3 separate regions of the Mus musculus genome follow, and regions 2 and 3 are each linked to region 1. A link is a loop called in an ENCODE intact Hi-C map of the cell type or tissue named here. Cell type or tissue: heart. All regions are shown on one strand. Each heading gives the region's core, and the rest is flanking DNA. Links, peaks and the distances in the headings are about the cores only.

Evidence for each region. A loop is a pair of places that touch in the nucleus more often than their neighbours do. Peaks named below come from ENCODE experiments on the same cell type or tissue, not always from the same donor. Only the 100,000 strongest peaks of a DNase experiment are listed, where the experiment ranks them.
Region 2: it touches region 1 in a loop (2.1-fold over the local background); 11 of 42 quality-filtered maps call a loop at or near these places.
Region 3: a loop joins it to region 1, with 2.9 times the contacts of the local background. A loop is called at or near these places in 7 of 42 quality-filtered maps.

The regions. Positions count from the first base shown.
Region 1 is chr3:55,239,564-55,247,328 of GRCm38, forward strand. Dclk1 (doublecortin-like kinase 1) reads left to right here and starts at 2,801. Exons shown (of 17, transcript NM_001195538.2): 1 at 2,801-3,188; 2 at 7,568-7,765. The coding sequence starts at 7,588. In heart, for the core only: a CTCF peak has its summit at 3,003; DNase peaks (open chromatin) are centred at 2,318 and 2,928; H3K4me3 peaks cover 1,623 bases; H3K27ac peaks cover 710 bases; H3K27me3 peaks cover 2,482 bases.
Region 2 is chr3:55,341,505-55,349,269 of GRCm38, forward strand. All of the region lies in intron 3 of Dclk1 (doublecortin-like kinase 1), which reads left to right. Among named protein-coding and RNA genes, the nearest start is that of Gm25132, 40 kb to the left of the region's middle. In heart, for the core only: no CTCF peak of the experiment used is centred there; no DNase peak of the experiment used is centred there.
Region 3 is chr3:55,148,459-55,156,223 of GRCm38, forward strand. It overlaps Ccdc169 (coiled-coil domain containing 169), which reads left to right. Exons shown (of 8, transcript NM_177203.3): 3 at 2,254-2,364; 4 at 2,447-2,487. Among named protein-coding and RNA genes, the nearest start is that of Ccdc169, 12 kb to the left of the region's middle. In heart, for the core only: CTCF peaks have their summits at 3,758 (motif pointing left) and 4,645 (motif pointing right); no DNase peak of the experiment used is centred there.

The sequences.
Region 1 (7,765 bases), core at 936-5,935:
GTAGAAATGACTCAAAGACAGTTGCATCACCAAGGCTCACCCAGCATAGGTGAGGGCTCAAAAAGTGTAGGAAAACCGAAGTACCTTGCACAGCCTGCAGGCAGCTCAGCTGGGTAGACAATGTTCACTCCAAGTGCCCCTGACCTAACCTCTTTCTGGCAGGGGCTCTGGTCTCAGAGTCCTCTTTGCAGCTTGTCTCGTCTGAGAAGGACTCTCAGCTGTTCTAGATTACCCTGGCAGGGAGAAGTTGGTAAATCTGGTTGGTTTCAGGGCTTTCTGCAGCTATTTTGGGTCACTTTACCTACCAGCTTCAGGAGCTTCCTGGAGGATGGGATGTTTCAATCTTGAAGGAAGATGTTACATAACAGCTTAGTGGTTTTAAAAGAAAACATGAAGCTGAATAGTAGGGAGGTGAGGGCCAATTTAGAAGAAATTAGGGCAGGGGGTAAATATGATCAAAATACATTTTATGAAATTCTCAGAGAATAAAATATGAATTGTATCCTCTAAAGACTTAAGCTGCCTTGGGACAACTTTGGACGTTCGTCTAGTCAGGTTCCTGGTGCGGTTTACCCAGAATGCTTTTCTGCTACGTTACGGCCATAGCTTGGTGGCCATGGTATTGTTGAGGGCATTCATCCACTTACTTGTTACTTGTAGTTTTAGGAGAAGGTAAAATGTCTAGAGATATTCCCATTTAAAAAGTCATCTATGATCTTGTTTCTTTTATTACATTATTTTCATTTTTCAAGTAAACACCCTAGTGTTGGGAATTCTCAAAAAAAAAAAAAAAACAAACAAAAAAACAAAAACCCAACTTGTTCTAAATACTGCCATTTTGTTTTTAGACTCCCATTTAACCACAGGGGCAAACTAAATTCAAGGTTCTAGGCTCTAGGGGAACTGGGGACTTCCCAATAGCTGAACAGCTTCTATTGAAAGGATACACTTGTCTGAATCCAAATATCTCAGGAGACAGTTGTCTGAATTCAGATATTTCAAGGACAACTCCATCTTGCTATCTGGGTTAACCTAAGGTAATATTCCCAGACCCAAGAGCCTACTCCTATACTAATTGGTGAAAAACTGTAATAATAACTTGGCGTAGGTGTTTATGAGATGTGAGCTTAAATATCCTGTGATATTCTGGCTCTTTGCTTCAGTTCAGCTCCTGAGTCTTTTCTGAGGTCCTGATTGACCAGTAGCAACTTGATTACAATACATTTTTGTCTTCTTCATTGACCTGGTGTTTGAGTTATGATGGATTTAAGCAGACCCTGTAACACTAGGACCATGGTAAGATACGGTTAAGTCATATAAAATGCTTAATAAATTACCTCGAGGAGGCTGGAGAGATGGCTCAGTGGGTAGGAGCTCTTGTTACATTTGCAGAGGACCTGGGTTCAGTTCCCAGCACCCACACAGTGGCTTACAAACACCTGCAACTCCAGCTCTAGGGGATACCACATCCTCTCCTGGTCTCCAGGAGCACTGCACACATGTGCTATGCATACATACATGTAGGCAAACATTCATACACATAAAATTGAGATAAATAAGTCATTTATAAAATGAAATGACCTTGACAGCATGTCCACTGGGGGGAGGTTCGAGGTAGGATCTCTATTAGTCACACACTTGGAAGAAATCACTGGGGACTTCTCACTGGCAAGATAAGTGGAGGTCTTGATTTCTGGTCTCAATGAAACAGACTTGTTTGGTGTCCATCTCTTGGCTTAGCTCTGAGCCTTACTTTTGCACTAGAATTTGAAGAAGCAGAGCGTGGGACTTTGCATCTAGTTAATTTGGTGAGTGCATTCTACACTCATCTCTGGCCTCTTGAGTAGCTCAGAAGTAGATATCTCATCATTTATTGAATATGTAATACATATCCCAGTTGGCTGCATTTTCTAACAAAGGGTAATCAGCATGAACAGAATACTTCAGGAGAATTTCAGAATAACTTTTAGTAACAATAAATAGTAAAATACATAACTGGACCCAGTGGGCAGAAAAAATTAATTTTGTGTTTTTTATTGAGCAGCCCAGAGTCAGTAAGACAAACAAATACATATATTGGCATGTGTCTATGTATTGTCTAATGACTTTTAAATATATATATTTAGGCTGCATACTGAGCCATGCAAATGTTTCAGAGATACCTGGGATGGGGTCCCAGTCCCCAGAATTGTATCCAGTGGAAGCTGTGAACATCTGGGTTCTGAGAACATTCTTGTTCGGGGAGGGAAGGCTTGTGTAAGCTTATGGGACTTTCCACCCTGACAGACTGCCAGTCTTGCAGCCAAGAGGCCTCCAAGAGCAGTCTAAGTGTGGCCTTAAGTTATCAAAAGCTTATTGTGAAATAAAGCCCTAAGCAGGAGGCCACCATCTCAACAGTGACTCATGTCTTGGGGTCAATCGCGAATGACGAGTGGAACGTGGCCCTCCCCAAGTAGGGAGACTGAGGATTACTTTACATTGCTTAGTTTGAAGGGTCCAGATCTGGTCTCCCAGGACAGTTCAGAAAAAGCAGTTTTGAGGGGCAATCCTACTGGCTTCCCTATTCCTGGGAAGGGCGTGTCAAACCACAATGCCAAATGAAAAGATGTAGGGGTGTGTGGGTAGGTGGGTGAGTTCCTCTGGTCTCCTTTGATGAAGGCGACCTCAATACTGGACCACTTCTCTGCCCAGCACATGACCTGCTTCAGATTCATCTCTATCGATATTCTTTCTCAGTTCCCTGAGCCACCAACCAATCTGCCCCCATCCTCTGGCAAGTCCTTCTAGCGACTGGGGAGGCTTGGGAGCGGAGGGGTGTCCAGGCAATCCAGATTACCAAGACCATTGCAACCAGAAGCCTGGCTAGAGGAGGGAGGACCCTGGACTCAGCCACGGTGGGCGCGCCCTGCCAAGGAGGGCGGAGGGCGGAGCAGGAGAAGGAGGGAGAAGGGAGGGCATGTGAGCGAGTGAGACACAAGAAAAGCTTGCGCGCCACCGCCCTCCTCGGGAGAGAGGCTGGAGTGAGGCTGAGCGGAGAACCGCATTTCAATGAGGACCAGCTCCAGCGCATCAGTGCACTAGCGGTCGCAGCTTCCAGACGCTCGTGCTCCGCAGCCCCAGCCGCGCCCAGCCCGGCGAGGACAGCTCCAGCAGCCGGCCACAGACAACCCAGCCTCCACCCGCGACCGGTGCGTGCTTTGCCTGGGCTGGGGAAGGTGCGGGCAGGCCCCGTGGTGCCGTCTGACCGCAGCCCTGGAAGCCCTGGCCAGGATGGACCCCACTGGGCAGCAGCCGCCCCGCCCGCCGTTCCTCGAAAGACGGCTGCTCTGGGCTGGCTAGTTTGGTCCGGCCAGGAAGCGTTGTGTGCCCGCGGCCCCAGGGTTGCTGGCTCCTGCCTCTTTTGTCTGGTGCCACCGGCTTTAAATAGGGAGTCTGGCGGGTTGGGCCCTCCAAGGCTTTCCATCCCCTTGTTGTTGGAGATAGAGAGCCGCGGAGGAGCTGGGAGAGGCGCTTGTCATTGTCAGGATTGACTGTGGAGCTAGGACCAAGTGGGCAAGGAAGGAGTGGCTGGGCCTGGCCTCTTATTGTGTGCATGCTTTCCCGAGTGCCCAGGAGGGTGGCATGTGCCTGGTGATGGGGGCTGCAGTGTAGGCGTTGCAAGTACCTTTTTGCATGGTCTCAAGTTCCTCTGGGGACAGCCAGGAAGCCTTGTGTACGAATTAGTACCTGCAGTGCTAAAAGCATGCAGAGAGGAAAAGACATTTTCCTCCTAGGGGGAGCGCACACACAGCGCCGCATTGCCCCACAAAAGAGGCTGCTTTTGAAAATCAGGTTTCTGAGGCATCGCCACTGGATTTGGCAAGGAAATCCTTGTGGGTGAGAGAAGTAACAAGAAGATTTCATTCAAACAGGGCTCCCTCTCTGACTGCACCTGTGAATGTGTGCCCAGGTTACTGTGCACGCGCGCTCAGCTGCCACACTGCAGGGTGTTCCGAAGGGGGCGGGGGGGGGGTGGGGAACGACCGTGTCATGACTGTTCCTAAATATATCGCCTTTCAATGGGAAAGGAAAGTAGGGCAGCGTTTTAGGTATGGAATGTTTCATGAATGCAGGTTAGGAGGGATTTCAAGAGAGGTTATATGTAAGAACATTTAAAAGATGTTCCCACATCCTGTGATGTGCTGGCTTGGGTGGTGCGTGCACTCCGGAGAAACACATGCATGTCTTTTATTCCATACCTCTCTATCCACCTGAATCCTAATCCAACTGCTAAAATATGCTTTGGGATTTCCATGTGTGATGGCGTGGATTTATGCTAGACGTGTGTGTGTGTGTGTGTGTGTGTGTGTGTGTGTGTGTGTGTGTGTGTGTTTCTAAAATTGATGAAATGGGAGCTCATTCACAGAAAGGTGAATATAATATTCCTTAGAATGGTGAGAAACCCCACAACGAGCAACACTGCTTCTCTGGCTTTGTAATATTTGTAGAGTATGATAAAAGTCCATGCTCTTCCCCACCCACAGTTTGTAGTCTCTGTGGCTGAGGGCTCTGAGCACCTTCTTGGTGCCCACATTTGTATCCAGAGACTTCTATCCTCCCATGCTCTGCAAATGCTGGCCAAGTGTGTTCTAGCTAGCTTCCTGTATAGGAAGTGTGAACCTGTGGGAGCCCGGAGAATTTTCTTCTAGAGTTCTTAGTTCACATGTGTGACTAAGACTCTGAAAGCCGAGCCAGCAGAGGCGAGGGGAGGGCACCTGTTTTCATTCCACACATGATTCCCAGAAGACTGAAGTGTGCGCAGCGGGCCTTGGCTTTCAGTTAGTGGAAGCTGTGGGGTTGGCAGTTATTTCACTTCGAGCATAGCTCTGCCATGCTGGTCCCATCACTGCCTGCTCATGGGTGGGGAGCAGGGAATGTAATGCCTGCCCTGGGTGAACCTGTTACTAAAATGAGCAAAACCTTCTGTTTTAAATAGATTTTCTATCATTTAGTGTGGAATCTTGATCCTAAAAGCATTCCCAGTTTGAATTGCTGCCAAAACTTTTTTTTTTTTTTTTTTTGGATTTTGCCAATTGTGAACCACTGAAGACCCTTGGAAGTTGATGTCTGCCATTTCTGGTCACATAACAGTGTCACTCTTTTGCTAGGTTCCTCCTTATTTCCTTTTTGCATAAGTCAACTTTGGAGGAAGCCCCTAGGAATGGAAGGATGGCCAGTGCCTTTAAAAAGAAAACAAATGCAACCAAAAGTCACCTTGGCATTTACCATTAAAGTTCTGGTGAGCTTAGTGTGTGGGCATAGCTTTGCAATCTCCTCCATCCCCTTCCTCGATCAACCCACATGCCTTTTTGAAGACTGACTGCTTAACAAATATATGAACAAAGTAGGAGCAGATACCAATATCAAAGCAGAATTTGGGTTCTGTTATGCAGCTAATACCAATGGGACTGGTCCCAGTGGTGACTATTTTGAAGTTATTTACTTACAAACCCAACAAAACCACTCCATGGCTGGTATAGCTTTTATAAAGATGCAGAATTAGGTGACAATGGCTTGTTTATGAGGCACGAGAGATGGCTTTTCTGCTTGAAGTGAAGATACTCCTAACTCACACTAAGGGTTTTAATTCCTCTCAGTGGAGTTAACAACAGAAGAGAGATGTCCAGGAGAAAGCCTAGGCAGGTGTGGTGGCTTCAAAGTCCATGCTTCCCATGGGAACAGAACCTAGTGTCATGGGGCTGGAGACCAAGAGCACCGACTTTGGAATCCCGATTAAAAGAACTTGAAAATCCAACTCCTCATTTGTAACTGGGACACTCTGGGTCAACCCTGTTTCCCAGACCTAGCTTTGATGAGACTACACGCCTTGTTGGAGCTGTGTGAGTTTTAGAAGAGGGTTCTGTTTATGTCTCTTCTCTCAGAGAACTAACTGGTCATTGAATCGTCAAGTCATCAATATTGCTTTCTTTTACTTGATTCATTTTTTGGAATGATTTCTACAAATTCTCTCACTATGATTTCACTGTGAATTTTCTTATTACAAGTTTTAGATAATTAACGATTAAGTATTAAATTAGAGCTTTTTGAGACAGGGTCTCATGTAGCCCAGGTTAGCCTTGAACTTAGTATTTGTGGCCGAGGATGGCCCATAATGCTCTGTTTATACACATTTTAAATTAAATGGACGTTTCAACTGAGAAGTAAACTTTACTCTCTCTGAGCGGCTCAGGGGCCAGTTTGCTGAAGGTGAAGGAAAAGTCACAAGAAGAAGCAGAAGTTTTGTTGAGTTTGGGTTGAACTTCACATCAGTGACTTGGGAAGTAGCAGGAGCTTTTGTTCTTCCTTCGGAGTTCTACCTCACGTATAGCCTATTTCAGTGTGCCTGAAATCTTGTCATGTAAGACGTATTCTTATGATGTAGGCTTTCCGACTTTCTAGATTGTTGTGTTGAAACACAGATATTCCTTCAAGGATGACAATTCTTTATCACTTCGCTTCTAGCAAGAGTGGATTTATCCAATAAGCAGATGCCTGCCTTTCAAACAGGTAGTAGATGGTTTTGTTTCCCCTGGTAATCTCTGTACCAAGGTCAGGAATAGAAGGCGTGTTTTCCATCAATAAATCACTACTCATCATATGCAAGATTTATAGGTGTTAACAGTGAATATGAATAATGAAGTAGATACTATTCCTACTCCTGTTTGCAACTGAGTCTTACAGGTGCCAACCAGGTAGATTTCTCAGGTTATACAATTGGTATGAGGCCAAGTGTGTTCATCAGCCTGAATGGTGTCTTCCTGCCCTTAACCACATTTCCCCCCTCTTCTATCTCCTTTCCCTTTCTTTTTACATCTTACCTTCTCTCTCTCTCTTCTGACCATCTTTTTGTCATCTTCTCTTTTTATCCCATTTTATTACTAAGCACAAGCAAAGGGTTGAGATGAAATCACATTTTAGCATATGGGATACATGTTTAAGTGCATAGAACCTCTGGATTGGTTTAATTTCCTTTCCGCCTGGTCTTAGAAATGCACACGTATTATAGCTTCTACAATCTGATCCCCCACTTCCCTTCCACCCCCTGCTTAGTACATGAAAGCTCTTCTTTTTTTAAAACCTGCTTCTGGGATTGGCACACTACATGGGCACAGTTCACAGTGAGCATTATAGTCAGGCAAAACTAGAGCGTGGGGGTGGGAGAGAGTGTTTTCTGTTGAAATATCTCTCAACTATATTACTTTGGGAAATTTAAGAGAAAATATTCCAGGCATCGGTTTCTCGACCTATAAATAGGGAGGGTGACACCTTGAGAGGATGTGACTGCAGCCTGAGGGATGATAGGCAGGCAATAGTGGGGGTTGTTGCATATAACCAAACTCTGGTTGAGTAATAGGCTGTTACCAATGAGATGTGTTTTTTCCATTCCTTTCTTCTTCTTCTCCTCCTCCTCATTCTCTCCCACTCCACAACCCAAATACATCACCAGTGTTTAAACTCAGCTGCTCTCAGAGTCTCTCAACCCACGATCTTCACGTAACCGGTCTGTATCTCTTTCTGGTGCTTGCAGGTTCCATAAGCAAGCCAGCCATGTCGTTCGGCAGAGATATGGAGTTGGAGCATTTTGATGAGCGGGACAAGGCGCAGAGGTACAGCAGGGGGTCCCGTGTGAATGGCCTGCCCAGCCCCACACACAGCGCCCACTGCAGCTTCTACCGCACCCGCACCCTGCAGACACTCAGCTCCGAGAAGAAAGCCAAGAAGGTTC
Region 2 (7,765 bases), core at 937-5,936, 100 kb after region 1:
GTTTTGGTGGACTCCATGGTTGTAGAGCCAACAGACAAAGCGGTCTGACTATAGGAGGGAAGCCTACTGTTTTTGGCGAGCTCCAGGCATCCCTGGAGATGTAGCAGATAAAAGGTGAGCTAAAGTGTCTGAACTGAGCACTGATCAAGCCTGAGGATGCCTGTTGCAGGAGTGTCCTCCAAGAGGGGTAACAAAAGGCAGGGATGTTAGAGGAGGCATAAAGGGGAAATCGAGGCTTGAGTTTAGCCTTGAAGGAGGCTGGCTCTGCAGACAGAGCCTCTGGGTTACCCACAGCCGAGCTGCAGATGAGCACAGTGGTGCACAAGGCAAAACCAACACATCTGCAGACCCACATGGTAGGTGAAAAAGTGACTGGAAAAGAGCCTGAGGACTCAGCACAAGGATTCAGACCTTCTCCATGAGATGAGAAGACAATGGGTGTTAAAGCGGCAGCTTCACAGGTGTGATCAATTAGAGCTTTGATGATTCCCCAGACAAAATAGTGCTGCTGAATTAGTGTCTTATAAATATAGAAGAGTTGAAATAAAGAAATGAATGACCAGGTAACACAAAGGGATCATCAATGGGACTTTGAGGGGACACTGTGCTCATATGACTGGGCCACCCCCAAGGCAAATGCTAAGCTGATCAGGAGAGCAAGCACAGAATGAGACTACCCCCAAGCAGCCTGCGCATACAAGCACCCTGACAAAGAACATGAAAGGGTTGAGATTGGGGTGAATAAAGAATAAAATCCAGTGAGGACACATAGCTTGTGCCAGTTGACTGTGGATGCCATAGTTTTCCAGAGAGGGACACAAGAAAATTGTCTGTCTGTAGTCGTGCCTTAACTTTCCCTCCTCTGTTGGCCCCAGACTTGAACGTGTACTTTCTCTTGAGGGAAGACAAGAAAGGAATGGTAGGGACTCACTGGTAGAGCCAGTGTACTGCACATATTGATTCTTTAGTTTGCAACCTTGTGTCTGGCTGGGTCATGTCCTTTTTGGAGGTTTGGCTTGTCAAAGGAAAGCCTTTCCCTTTTCCCACATAAATGGAGCTGGTTTGTCTCCTAAATTGGTTAGTACTGCGCTAGCTTTCAAAACAGCAAAGCTAAACGCAGGCTGTGGAGCTGCTAGCGATTGGGATTTGCAGGAGGAGGAAGTGTGAACCAGAAAGGCAAAAGCGTGGGGACCAAGTTATTATCTGTGATCAAGCTGTAGATCAGGAAAGATTTGCCCATTTCTCACCAATTGCCTAGAGACTTCTCAGAGAAGCAATTAAGCCAAAATAGTCTTGGGCCAGTGTAATCATAAAAACAATTTCCATGATTAAAAAAAATGTCATGGAGATTTCTACTTGACATTTTAGGTGATGTGTGTTGTCATTTCAAGGCATTTGAAAATAAGCTCCCTCAAAGCCTGCTTATCATCTGCCAAACACCTAAGTCATTCGTTATAAAGATAGAACAGAGCACGCAGCTTACAGAGTGAACTCCAGCCAGACCTTAGCCTGCCAATGTAGAGGAAGAGGAATGTCTTCTGCTTCCAGTTCTAGGCTCATCCCTGAGGCTACTAAAACAGGGACAAGAACACATTGACAACAAAACACAATTTTCTTTTATGGTTTTTCTATAACACGAGTGCCTCCGCAAGGAAATGAAGGCTCTTGGCCTTCATTGCATCACTTGGCCTTGTGTATCTCTCTACGAGGTTTGGTAAAGAAGAAATACCAAGAGGTGACAGCGATGTGCAGGTCATACTTTGCAAGGCCTGTCTGTGGATTCTCCGGGGCATCTCTGTGACTTTGCCTCCCTTTCTGTCTCTTTTGTTTTTCAGTTTCCAATATGCCATTATGTTTTTTTAAATCTTGCTCACACATATGTATGTGCACCGCTTATGTCCAGTGCCCACAGAGGCCAGAAGAAGGTCCCAGGCCTTCTGGAAGTAGAGTTACAGACGGTTGTGAGCTGCCAGGTAGACTCTGGGAATTGAACCCTGGTCCTCTGCAAGAGCAGGACTCTTAACTTCCAAGCCATCTCTCCAGACCCCAAGGTGCCATATTAGGAAGTAACTTGTATAAAAGCCATTGCCATGGAAAGCATGTGTCCTCTCATTCTATCATGAATTAACCCCCAGGCAGCCCCGAGGAGATCATTAATTATGACAAAGTTTGCCGGGCGTGGTGGCACACGCCTTTAATCCTAGCACTTGGGAGGCAGAGGCAGGCGGATTTCTGAGTTTGAGGCCAGCCTGGTCTACAGAGTGAGTTCCAGGACAGCCAGGGCTACACAGAGAAACCCTGTCTCGAAAAACAAAAACAAAACAAAACAAAATTTATGACAAAGTTTGAAAACATTATCCTTCATAGTCAGTTTTAGAGTCTCCAGGGCCTGCTAGGTAAACGCTATATGTAAGAGAATCCACTGGACTCTAAAAAAAAAAAAACAAAAAACAAAAAAAAAACAAAAAACAAAAAACAAACAACAAAAAACAAAACAAAAAAAAAAAAAACAACCAACCAAAACAACAAAAATGGGAAATAGTAAAATATATCTTTCTAAACATTTCCAAAATTGAAATATCTGTTTAATATGTATCAAAAGATGGCCTAGTCGGCCATCACTGGAAAGAGAGGCCCATTGGACACGCAAACTTTATATGCCCCACAGGGGAACGCCAGGGCCAAAAAGGGGAAGTGGGTGGGTAGGGGAGTGGGGGTGGGTGGGTATGGGGGACTTTTGGTATAGCATTGGAAATGTAAATGAGCTAAATACCTAATAAAAAATGAAAAAAAAAAAGAAATATCTGTTTAAAAACACAAGATACAGTATCAGCTCATACTATCTTCCTTGGATTTCAGTGCTCAAAAACCGTCTTCCCTCGGCTCAGTCGGCGTGTTCCCAGAGCGTATGTAGGGTTAGTGATCCCGTGTCTGCTCAGCCACAGGCTCAGCCGCTTGGGAAAGCAGGATGTGGGAGTTTTGACTGCGCTTACCTCATGCCCTCACCAGACCGGTGGGCAGCCCCAGGAAACACCCCTTCCCGAGGTGGCGGAGCGCAGAACAGCAGGAGCTGGCCACAAGGAGGCTGGGGCCATCTGGTTCTCAGGCTCTTGGGCACCCAGTCACCACTGGATGCTGTAGAAGAGCTGAAAACAGAGAGGGAGCTCATGGGCTGGATCCTGCAGGGTGGAATGCTTGGCTTGTCAGTGGCTGGCTTGGGCTTGAGCTTAGTCATGGCTGGGAGTACAGAGAGGCCTTCTACAGGATCTTAGACAACTGCTCTGTAGGTGAAGGCCTTCGTGGCTCCCCACAGCAGATCCCAAAGAAAAGAGGCAGTCCATGGTTTTAAGACATTTATTGTCATGGCAGAAAGTGGATGAGTAAAACTGTACCCCACTTCTCAGGGAGGGCCTGGTGTTAAATACCTTTTGCAGGGAAGAGTGTCTGGGAAGGAGAGTCTATTGGCTAAGCCTCCAGGTCTTTAAGTACCTCATTAAAATAGAGATCTGTCTTGAGGCTATGTGACCACAGGTGGCATCCTCTACCTGTGGAGGGGTTTGGGGCATTGCCCTTAGATGAGTGATGGCCACAGATCTATGGAGGGCTGCGTCCTGGTGCCAAGAGCCTGGTGTCCAGGAGCGAGGCAAAATGCCTTCTGTCCCTTTAGGGTCACTGGGGTTTCTAGCCTTAGCTCAACCAGGAGCCAGGCTGCCTTTCATGGTCCTACAAGTGTACACACTTTTGCCCTCGTATTGTGAGGGATTCCATGATTTCCCATCCCAGATTGAGGTAATGCATGCTGCATCTGTGGCCCAAGCACCAAGAGCTACTGTCTCCTCGCACAAAGCAAGCTCCGAGGAGTGTTCAGAACCAGCACAGTACCGGAAGAAAAGAGACAGAGATTTAACCACAAAAGATGGACTGGAGAGCCGATGGCACTCACTCACGTCTGTGGCACCAGAGTGTCCCTTTCATAGGAGGATGTGCTCCAAGGCCCCAGTAGCCAATGAGGGTATGCACAATGCTGGTGACACTTCCACACTCACAGGATGGCAAAGTTATTTTATCTCATAATAATTGCCTGCTTTAGCTTCCTGCCTGAAGCCGAGGTTTTCCAGTGAACTTTCCATGGAGGATCTGTGGGTTCCGAGTCTGTGGATTCTACCTACCAGGATGAAAAAGTAGAAACTATAATACCTGTACCGATCTTACACACACACTCATCATTCCCCAAGCAAGGACTTGCACATCATTTATAGCATATGAAGTCCCAGTCCGTAACGTAGAGATGGTTTAAAGGACACCAGAGGATCCACGTGGATTCTCTTCAGTGATGGATAATGTTGCATACAAAGGACTTGAGCATCTGTGGGTGCTGTTAGAGGTTCTAGAACCAACAGTCAGGAATCATGGTGCTTCGGAATGTGTCGCTAAGTTTAAATTCCTTCCCTATCCAGACATGGTCCTAGCCTTTAATTTATTAACAGAGCAGCTGAGCTTTGGAGAAACCTTGGGCTGCCTTAAAAGCTGTGCAGCCTTTACAGTTCTTTAGGGTAGGATGTGTGTGGATTGCTTCAGACTGTAAATTGTGAGGCCCAAAATACAGGCATCGAATAAAAGCCATATAAAGACTGCGTACCTGCACTGGTTGCTCTCAACATGCACTGCCCAATGTTAAGGAAGATTGTACAGCAGGTCTGCTTAGGGACAATGGACACATTTCTACAGAGGGAAGAGTGGTTGGGAGCCAGGGCCCAGGACTGTGAATGTGTGCTCTATATTACAGTCTTCACAGCCATTTATGAAGGAGTGTCATTAAGGCTCCCTACCCCTGGAGCTATGCCTTCTTTAAGAAAGTTACATTGACTCCTGGCTTACCTTTTATTTATTCATTCATTCATTCATTTATTTATTTCTATCCTGGAGGAGGAAAAAAATGAAAGCCATTTTATTGGATTTTATTTTAAGTAGATGTTCCACGAAGGATGTTTATAAACTACATTAACACCCATTTAGTAAATTGAGAAGACCTAAGCGATGTGCCGTGTTTCAGATTGTTTCGGGTTTTATTTTGAATGTTTACTTGCTTCTCTTTTAAATGGCTGTACAAGGTACTAGGTTCCACGGTGCGGTTTCCATATGTGAGTGATATGCTTTTATTGGTGCTCCTCTGCCCTCCTCTCCCCCATTCCCTGTCCCTTTGCTGCCTTCCATATTTAACCCTTCCCTTTCCACTGTCATAGCGTGTGTGTTCTGTCATAGTCTCCTCTTCCTTAACACTTCCTTTTTCCTTCTTCATGGTTTTTCCTGATCTACTGCCCTACAACCGGAATCACATTCCAGTATAAATGTCTGGGCGTGTCTGTCTGTGTATATCTCTGTGTGTGTCTGTTTGCATGTATGTCTGTGTGTGTCTGTGTATGTGTCTGTGTGTCTCTGTGTGTGCCTATGTGTGTCTGTGTGTCTTTATGTGTGTGTATGTCCGTGTGTATGTGTCTGTCTCTGTCTGTGTCAGTGTCTATGTGTCTGTGTGCCTGTGTATATCTCTGTCTTTGTCTGTCTGTGTGTATGTGTTTCTGTATTTATGTCTGTGTCTGTATATGTGTGTGTATGTGTATGTGTCTCATTGTGTGTGTGTGTGTGTCCGCGCGCACGTACATTACTTATGAGAGAAAACTTAGTTCATCATGATTAAATAATTCTTAGGATTTTAAGATACTACAGTTTGGGTTTTTCTTTTCTAAAACACATTGTTTTTTAAAAGCCACCTTTCCATACGGTCATGGTTTTAAATCTTTGTACCTCTTACAAAATGGAGCTCACTTGCTTTGGGGGTTATGCATGTATGGTCACAGAGCTTGCTGGGTGGTGGTGTGAGGCTAGTCAACTCACAGAGGAACACTTTGCATCTGGATGAGAAACAGAAGGATTGTGCCATGAATTCTTGGCTCTGTGACCCCCTCAATCTCAGGGGAACTTGAAATTTTTCCAAGTCCTCCTTTGTTGAGAATCTGTGTACCAGAGACTCCCCGCAGGTGAGCTCCTGCCCACTTGTCTTTTCTGAGGGGTGTTTAAATCCTGGGGCAGCCTCCCTGTGGCCCGGGCTAAGCTGATGAAGCCCCCGTGAGTGCTCCCAGGGCTGCTCCGATTCACTGATTCAGGTCTCCTGAAACGCTCCGGGTTACTGCCATTTCCTCTTAGCAAATGAATAATGAATGAAGCGTACGTGGAAGCTAATGGCTCCAGATAAAATCAGAAGCTTCTCTGCAACACGGGTGTAGCGTTCCTCGGCCATCTCCATGGAAACGGCTGTTTATCAGGGCCCACTAACATTTCAGAAGACTGGGAGGCCCAATCGGTTTCCAAAACTTCAGGTCAGCTGTTGAAAACAGATTTAAGGAGGACAGATTGAGACAGAATGAGTACAGGGAACACCATCTGCATGCAGTGCCGTGAGAGGCCATCCTTCAGAATTAAGACAAAAAAGCTCTTACATGGTGCCGTCAATACTCAGCCGTGAGGTTTAAATTGAAAATTGAATTAATATCCTGCCCACTACCACCATGGGCCCAAACTGTGACTGAGCGGCTGCACTGTGAGGAGTACAGCTTGCATATTTTCCAGGTGGCTTCCCTGAGGTGCCAGAAGAAGGCTGGCACTGATGCTAAGGAGAGCTGAGAGCAGCTGGCTGGTACAAAATGGGCACTCCAGGCCCACGCAAGCATCAGTGGCACAGCATGGCCAGCAGCCGGGGCATGTGGTCACCCTATAGGTGCCGCTGTCAACATAATAATACACTGGCCAGAACTGGGGATAGTGATGGGGAGAAGTGTGAGGGCCGGCTGTTTAACCCCACAAGACTGAGAATACCTGAAGAGGGACCATCCCCAGCTCAGCATTCTAGAGGCTGTGCTGGGACTGGAGGGTCCTATGCATGGGACATTCCTGGTCTTATTGAAGTAAATGTGGGCAGAAACATGGAAACCTGACAGTAAAACTCTAGAACCATGTAGATCTCAGAAATATATTAGCAAAATAATAGTGTAAACATCTGACCCCTTTTTTGAATTTTATGTGCATACGTGTTATTCCTTCATGCGTGTCTATGTCCCGTGTGCACGCCTGGTGCCCTTGGAGACCAGAAGAGGATGTTCCGATCCCTGGTACTAGAGTTAAGAGAGTTGCACACTGCCATGTGGGTATGTAGAGCCAAACCTGTGTCTCTTGGAAGAGCAGCCATTGGTCTTAACCACGACACTTAAGCCACATCTCCAGCCCCAGTTTCAGAGTTTTAATTTTGTTCAGTTAGAAGGGAGGAAAGGGTGAGCCAGAAGTCACCTCTGCAGAGCCAAGGCTGTGCTGCAGTTTGGGTAGCTGCACCCACAGGGTGACCACATGCCCGGGCTGTTGGCCATGCCGTATCACTGATGCTCGCGTGGGGCTGGAGTGCCCATTTTGTACCAGAACTCATGGCTAGATCTCATTGCCACTGCAGTGTTGCTAGGGGATGGGATCTTCAGGAGATGAGGTTTATAATAAGACTTTCTTGTGCTTAATGAGTTAACATTACAGTAGGCATGGCTGCTACCCAGAGACAGGAGAGCTTGTTCTAAAAGCAGCCCCTTTCTGGCTTACTTTTTCCTTTGCTTCTGCTTCCACCATGGAATGACGCAGCAAGAAAGCCTTGGCTGGATGTTCAGTTGGACTTCCCAGGACCATGAGCCAGATTAACTTCCATTGTCTATGCACAGCCACTTGCAGGTGT
Region 3 (7,765 bases), core at 937-5,936, 91 kb before region 1:
GGAAATGCTTTCGGTTTTTCTGCATTCAGCACAATGTGGGCTGTATGCTTTATTGTGTTGAAAAATGTTCTTGCAGTCGGTGGTTCCTTGGGCGGCTGTTGTGAAAGGGATGCTTTGCTTTGTCAATGGTTTTTTTTTTTCCTTTCCTGTATCTATTGATATGATCATGTGATTTCTCTTCTTTGGTCTGTGTTGAACTGCACTTAATGATTTGCATATGTTGGGCATATGTTAATAACCTCATGTCTTGTGTAATATCCTTTGACTGTGAGGTGAAACCTTGCAATACATTCCCAGCAGATGGCCAGCTTCCATCAATCCAATGTGACCAGATAGCAGCCAAGGCTACCATAGCGTTTACCCCACTTTTCTATATCCTACCTATCTGTGGACATACACGTATATTAGATAAACAGCTTAACTTATGACTCTCTTAGTTCCGTAACTAATAGCCGTATACAAACACATCCATGGCAGGGTGTGGTATTTGGGGCTGTGGTCACTTGTATTTAACTAAGAATCAACCCTCTTATGCTTTTTTTGAGGGAGCTCTGTGTTTTGTATCCATAGTAGCATATTATTAAACTAATGAAATATACTCATATAAATAAAAAATGCTTTGGTAGCGTTCTTATCTATAAAGCTTCTGTTGTCGTGATGCAAATTGGGAAAGATGGCTTCAGTTACCTGATCAGATAGAGTTGCATCTACCTGGGGTCAGTGGCGTCTCTTGGAAGCATGTTCAGTAATTTGGGGCATCTTTCCTCCTCTTCCATGAGGAATTTGGTGTCATGACTCTGCTTGGGATGGTGTGCATCCCCGTGTTGGAAGACTGTCTGTGCCTAGCAGCGTAGATGTGGGGTGCCGGCTGCGTCCTGGTAACAAGGTCCAGTCTGTAGCGGTGTTTGTCTGCCGTTTCACTCTGTCTCCTGGGACCCCAGCACTGTCGGGGCCTGGGCTTCAGCTCAGAGTGTTAAAGAGAAGGGGAAAACGAGCCACCACTTTTCCTCTCCTTTTATAAAGCCCAACTTCAAGGTGCTGGGCCATGAAGTTGGACAAGGAGATTTCAGCTCTAGGCTGCGTTCATCTACATCATCTCTTAGCTCTACCTCTGCACCCATCCATTCATCTGTCTGTCTGTTTCTGTTTTTGACACAATGTCTTGCTATGTAGCCCTACCTGGTCCTGTACTCCCAGTGTACCAGGACGAGCTTCAGACTCTCAGTCTTCCGAGCACAGGGCTACGGATGTGTGCCATCATGACCAGCCTTGGCTCTCACATCTTAAAGAATGTTCTTCAGCCTTTCCGAGCCTTGATTAGTAGAATAACTAACTTTTCAAATATGAGTGCCACAACAGTTAACAATGAAGTTAATGAAGTTTCCCCTCCAGCAAGTATGTAAGTGGTAAGACCAATTTCATACAATGGAATGGGATACTGGTACTGTTTGTTAGGATGTTGTATGGATGTTTCAAGGAAAGAGACAGGCTCCTGATACCATCCCCCGACCCCTAGTAGAATATACTATAAGGAAACAGAAAGTGAAGGATAAAACAGTGGCAGAAAACAAAGAACAAGATGTACAGGAGACACAGAGGTTTTTTTGAGTTCTGGCTCTGAGAGATAGCAATGAGGCTAAGAGACAGCATGAGGGTGGGTCTAATCATGGCAGTCTAGGAAATTCTACCTTAGAGATAAATACCTCAAAATAATCTCTTTTTTCATTCTCTAGCTTTACTAATGAAGTCAAGAAGTAACAACACACAGTTGAGTTGGTTCATAAATTGTCTATGTGTATGTGTGTACATGTGGTGCAGGAGTGCACGCGTGTGAGTGATGGAGGCCAATATATATGTCTTCCTTGGTCATATGCCACCTTCTTTATTTATTTGCTAATTTTTAAAGACAGGGTCTCTTAAGGCATATCTCTTACCAGAGGTCATTGACTCACTCTGTGTGTGTGTGTGTGTGTGTGTGTGTGTGTGTGTGTGTGTGTATGGGAGTGGGAGGAGGGCAGAAGGAAACATGCTTTAAGGATAAAAGAGACAGATCTGTCTGTCTTTTCCCCTTCCCCAGCTCTGGGGTTACAGAAACTCACCTCCAACCTCATTATTTTTTTATGTATGTGCTGAGATCTGAACTCAGGTCCTTATGTGGCATAGCCTGAACCATCCCCCAGCCCTGATTTGTATTAATTTAATGCACAAATAAGTGGCACTGGGGGTGATCTCGTTTCCCCATTTTTCATCCAGGCAGTGAGTGGAAAACCCGGTACGAGACCCAGCTGGAGCTGAATGACCAATTGGAAAAGCAAATAGTGTCTCTGAAAGAGAAAATGGAAAAGATGCGTGGAAACCCTTCAGGTACAGAAGCTTCGGTCTGTGGGCTGTGAGGCTGAGGAGGAGCCCAATGGAATTATCAACTGTCCCTTTTGCTTTCCTGCAGATAGACTGTCTTCCATTCGTGTCTATGAGAAGATGCCAGTGGTAAGTAGAGAGGGCCTAAGTGAGAAGAATCACCAAGGGAAAGCGGTACACAAGTGTCAAGGCTGATGTGAAACCTGAATAATGTTCAGGGGAGCTGGAAAAGGACCGAGGCCTTCAGGCTAGTCCGCCGCATAAAAGCGGGGCCAGGATCGAATGCAGAGACAAGCATAATGGGGTAAAAAAATAGTCAGGCTGGCTAAGAACTTGAAGGCACCTGCTTCTCATAGTCTGAAGAAGCCTGTTGAACACAGAGTACCTTCTCCATTTCTAAAGTGTGCGTGGTGTGTTTCTACCTTAACACAAAATGTGTAGACAGAGGTGTGTACTCGAGAGCACACACCGATACACAATACACATGAATCAGCACAGCTACTAGGTCTGCCGGACATTGACACAAAGTTTCACAGAGCTCTCCCGTCCCTTCTCAATGTCGCCTGTTAGTGTCCCCTCCCTCTTTAAGGTTCCTTCACATCGCGGGCTCATTCGAGTCGCAATAAAGCACATGTGTTTGTCCTTGTGAATTTATCCTTGAAAGGAGGGTAAGAAAGTCTCAAGACATGATGCACAAAGAGTCCTCGCTGCCGAGAGGCAGACTTTCCTCAGAGCCCATGCTGAATTTTTACTTGAAAAACAACTCAGGCAAAAACATAAGTGATATGCCAAAAGGAAAAAGGTACTTTGGCAAGGTGGGAGGAAGAATATTAATATAATTCTCAGCTGAATTTGTAGGATTCAGTATTGTAATAGTAATTTGTCTTTAATTAAATATACAAGGTCCATACATGAATCTCCCTTATGTCAGTCTCAAGACACCAAGTGAGATAAAGCTAAATGCTCTCTATAGCAGGTGACACTGAGTGTAAAAGGAGGCAGGGTTTGCCCAGGTCCACCCAGCATAATGCGCAGCCAGCCTCATTCTTACCCTCTCCTGTTCCACCACACGATGCTAACTGCTCTCAGAATTAACACGTGTTTTGAGCAGCTAGAGGCCGAGCAATAAATACATTTACAAGGCCCTAGGCACCAGGGGATTTCTGGATGTTTTTCAAGTAACTGCCATTCCTCAGTGAACAATACAGAGAAATCTCTCATTTTTGTTAATGACAAATTGAGGAAAAATTAGTCTGTTTACCTGCATTTCTGTTACCTCTGACCTAGAATACTCAAATGTCTTGGAAAGACAGGAAAATATCCCTCCTCCCTCTCTCTGAAATTGGACAAACCAGGTTTTTCCCTCCTCTGGTGGCTCACATCGCCATCTTGTGGCACTTTTAAGCATGGCTGCTACAGCTGTTGTAAGAGCCTTCCTAAGTTACAGGTAGAATTTTAACAGGACCTATGTAGTGTGGCCTGAAAAATTCTCCTTACGGAAGCAAACTCACTGATCACCTGCTTCTTCATGCCTGGACCTTACCCTCAGAACGACTCTGTAGCTCATAAGAGTGACATTTAATATTTAAGTATTTCTTGGTAACATGGAGAAGAGGGTTTCTGAGCAGCAGGGATTGAGAATCTAGCAACGAGGAACAAGAAACAAGGCCCATGTTCACGTAAGTGTGTCACCAAGGACTGAGCAGTCTCTAGATCCCTAAGAAACAAAGACATGCTGTCTTAGTTTTCAGAAGAAAGGACAGAATTTGTGTTGCTCAGACATATAATACTTGTATATATATTTTTTTCAATTTTCACTTTAGGTTGACAGAGTAAATGAATAAAATTATTTTTATGGGCCAGGCTATGAATATACAACATCTCAGAATTTCTGACTTTAAAAAAGATTTACCTATTATTTTATTTTTGGTTATGAGTGTGTGTCTGTAGGAATTCATGGGCAGCATGCGTGTGTAGTGCCTGGAGAGGTTAGAGGGCATTGGGTTCACTGGAGCTGGAGCTCTAGGCTGTTGTGAGCCTCCAGATGTGCGTGCTAAGACCTAGACCCGGGCCCTCTAGCACAGCTTGAAGTACTTTTCACAGCTAAACGTCTCTCCAGCCCCCTTCCCAGTTTGTCTTTGTTACGAATCATCAGTTTTTAGGTGCAACTTCCACAGACATACTCACAAACTGATGTCAGATATATAGATATATATAGATATATAGATATAGATAGATATAGATATAAAACAGTGCTATATATTGTAATAATCAGGTTTGTCCACAAGGGGGCATTTGTAATGTCAGCATGAAGAATCTCCTATTAGGGCTGGCGGTGTCTGGAGTTAGCTAAGTTGTATTGTTGTTTCACTCTCTTAAAACCTCAAGCAGGATGTTTTAATTTGTAGCTAGCACCCACCCCTGCCTATTATTGCTGTTGTTGAATTCTTCAGTGCAACAATTTACATTAGTTTTGAGAAAATGGGTCTCAGTTAGGTCTTCCTTCTGTATGGGATAGAGGAATAGGCTTTTTGATTATTTTTATCTTTTGCTTAAATCCTAAGTATATTTTACTTCAGGTATGCAAACACAGCCCTGCTGTGTAACCCTTTCAAAGCAAATTAAAACAAGAATGTAGGTGAACACGCTAAATTAGAATGCTAAGAATCACAGAAGTAGTATGAAATCCCGGTGTCCGTTTTGAGAATTTAGTTTCTAGGAGGGTCTTTAGCTTTAGTTTGTCTTCACTAGACAACTTTCTGGCTTGTGACCATTGATTTCTGCAAACAGATACATACCAGCTTGAAAGATCAGAACCATTTCAGTAAGTTCATTTCAGAAAGACCAGGACCTCCTCTGGATGTGGGGACAGGTCCACCCCTCTGATAAAATCACTTTCCAAATATCTAGGTTAGTAAGTTTGCCGTCAGGAAAACAAAGAATCAAAATCTAGAATGGACCCTAACTTTATCTTAGAATAATTTAGTACTTTTAAAGGTTTTCTTTTGCTGTATACAGTAATTATTCTGTACTAGCCTAGACTCTAGGGTATTTGATGATGGTGGTAGTCTAGGGAAATCCAGGATGGGTTCTTGGTTTCTCCAGTGCATAACTAGTTTTGATGCTGGTCTAATCCCCACCAGATTGCCAAGCAAACCTTTATGTCCGAGCTATACTGTAATTTTAAAGCACTGTGTGTGTGTGTGTGTGTGTGTGTGTGTGTGTGTGTGTGTGTACACACATGCCTGCACGAGTGAGAGAGAGTGGGTGGAGCTCATAGAAGGTCCAGGAAGGAAAATCAGATGCACCCCAGGAATCGTGGCCACGCAGCTGGAGCCATTTGTGCATACGGTGCTGAGGCTGACAAGAGAACATGGGTGCGACAGGAGACAGTGATGGAGAAAGTCAGCGTAGAACGGAACCTACAGTTGATCCGAAGCTGCTGCTGGTTAGCATAGAGATGAGTGCACAGTCAGACCGAGAAAGGCAGTATGATTCCTAAGCTCAGACAGCCGGGCAGGTGGATACTCTCAAGCCTGATTTATTTAAGGATTCATAGTTTGAGTGTAAATTGTCCCCTGTGCCTGAAATGGCAGCACTGCTGTGCTTCTCAGATGTGTCTGAATAGAGTGTTCTATTTTAGCCAACACTCTCTGCTGTGGAGCAAGTGATGGAGGCAGAGGCAGAGGAGTGTATGTCTGGAGCCTGGGCTCTGCTAACACTATTTTTATTTTTAGTGGAAGACTGTAGTTTATCATTTTTGGGATTCATTTTTATGTACCCTCCCATTACAAATGTGTACTCTTGTTTTTTTTTGTATTAAAAATTCATAATCTATTCTCATCTAGCCAAAACCAACAGCTAATGTAAAATTGAAAAACGATGCTTAGCGGTTTTTGACAATGGGTGTATTAGGATACAAATTGTGTAAGTGAAACCACGATGTTGGTTTGGCGAAGCTGAGTTTGAAGTGTCAAGTCAAGATCGAGAACAGACACCCAGGGCTCTGCTTTTAGATTTGGATGTGACACTGGCTAGCAGAGAAATGACAGTTGATGCTTCATGAGAATGGCTGAGCTGACTGGAGGCTGAAACTTCACAGGCAAGAGACGTAAGGACATCTTGGAAGTCTAAGGCTGGAGGCATGGTAGTTTGCATGGGAAAATTGAAGAAGGGACAACAGAGCGCAGAAAGGGATAGCAGTGGTAAGGCCTTGGCCGTGGGGATTTGGCAGCTGCAGGTATGGACGAGGTAGGGTGCAGCAGTGAGCGCTGGTCACTCAGGACTTTGTGTCACCATGTGTAGGGGGTACACTTCCCTTCAGCCGGGAGTCTGTTTCCAGGACAAATGTGCCACAGCTGTGGATCTCAGTGCTTTACAAGTAGAAGGTGAGAGTGAGACACAGCACCAAGAAAGTAACTGTGCGTTTCTAAGAAGCAGAGCTTGAGTTTCCATCCATGCTCTCTGACTCTGCATCCCTCCCCCCAAAGCCCCTACACTTAGAAAACTCTGGCCAGGTCAGCATCATGAGGTTGTTTGATTGACAAAGGAAACATAATGGTCCAGGCAGCATGCCTCTGACTCCCCAGTCAGAAGCCTGTTTGACGGGAGGGCCTTAGGAACCTGACTTTGACTCCATGGAGGCTACACTTGCCAAGGTCTGCTCTCTGTCCTCGAGCTCTGGCAGCAGAGAGACAAAGGCAGAGCTATTCCTGGCATACGTGGGAATCCATTGTTGACTGACTGGGCTTAGGGTTTCCTCTTAGGGTTTTTACTAAGCTGTTCTGTATAGGCTGCAAGCAGACAGACTAGGGCTCATCTTCTTCCAGCCAAGCTTCTTGGCCTGCGTGGTGGCGAGCCCATGAGATCGCTCTCCCAGCCTCCTGCTTCTCCCTCTCCTCATCTTCACATGGGCATTCCTGATCTCTGCACTTTTAATCCCACCTTGGCATCTACTTCTCCGAGGACTAGGTATAAAACTAGTGGCTCCAGAAGTGATCTAAGGAAGCAGAAAGGCGGGGCATGCCTGGCTGGGCCAGTGTGGCAGGCAGATGTATCCTGATTGGTGATGACTCCAGTTGGTTGTCCCAGGGTGGCAGTTTACTTTCTAAGGCCAGATCATAACCTTAGGATGTGCCCTAACAGACGGGATACTGTAGAAGAAGCTATGAGGCAGGGGTTTTGGAAATACAGGGTTGCTTAGCATGCAATAGGATAAGGAGAATCGTTAATGAGCAAGATCTTAACTGTGAGATCAGATAGCATTTTTTGGGAGCTCACAGGAAGCCTCTGTCCCCACAGCAGGAGAGCAATCACAGTAGGACATGGGCTGAAATCCACTCTGTGAGATGCATGTGAGTGCCCAGGTCAAATGGATCTGCTACGTGAGAGCAGCCTCGTGGGGCTG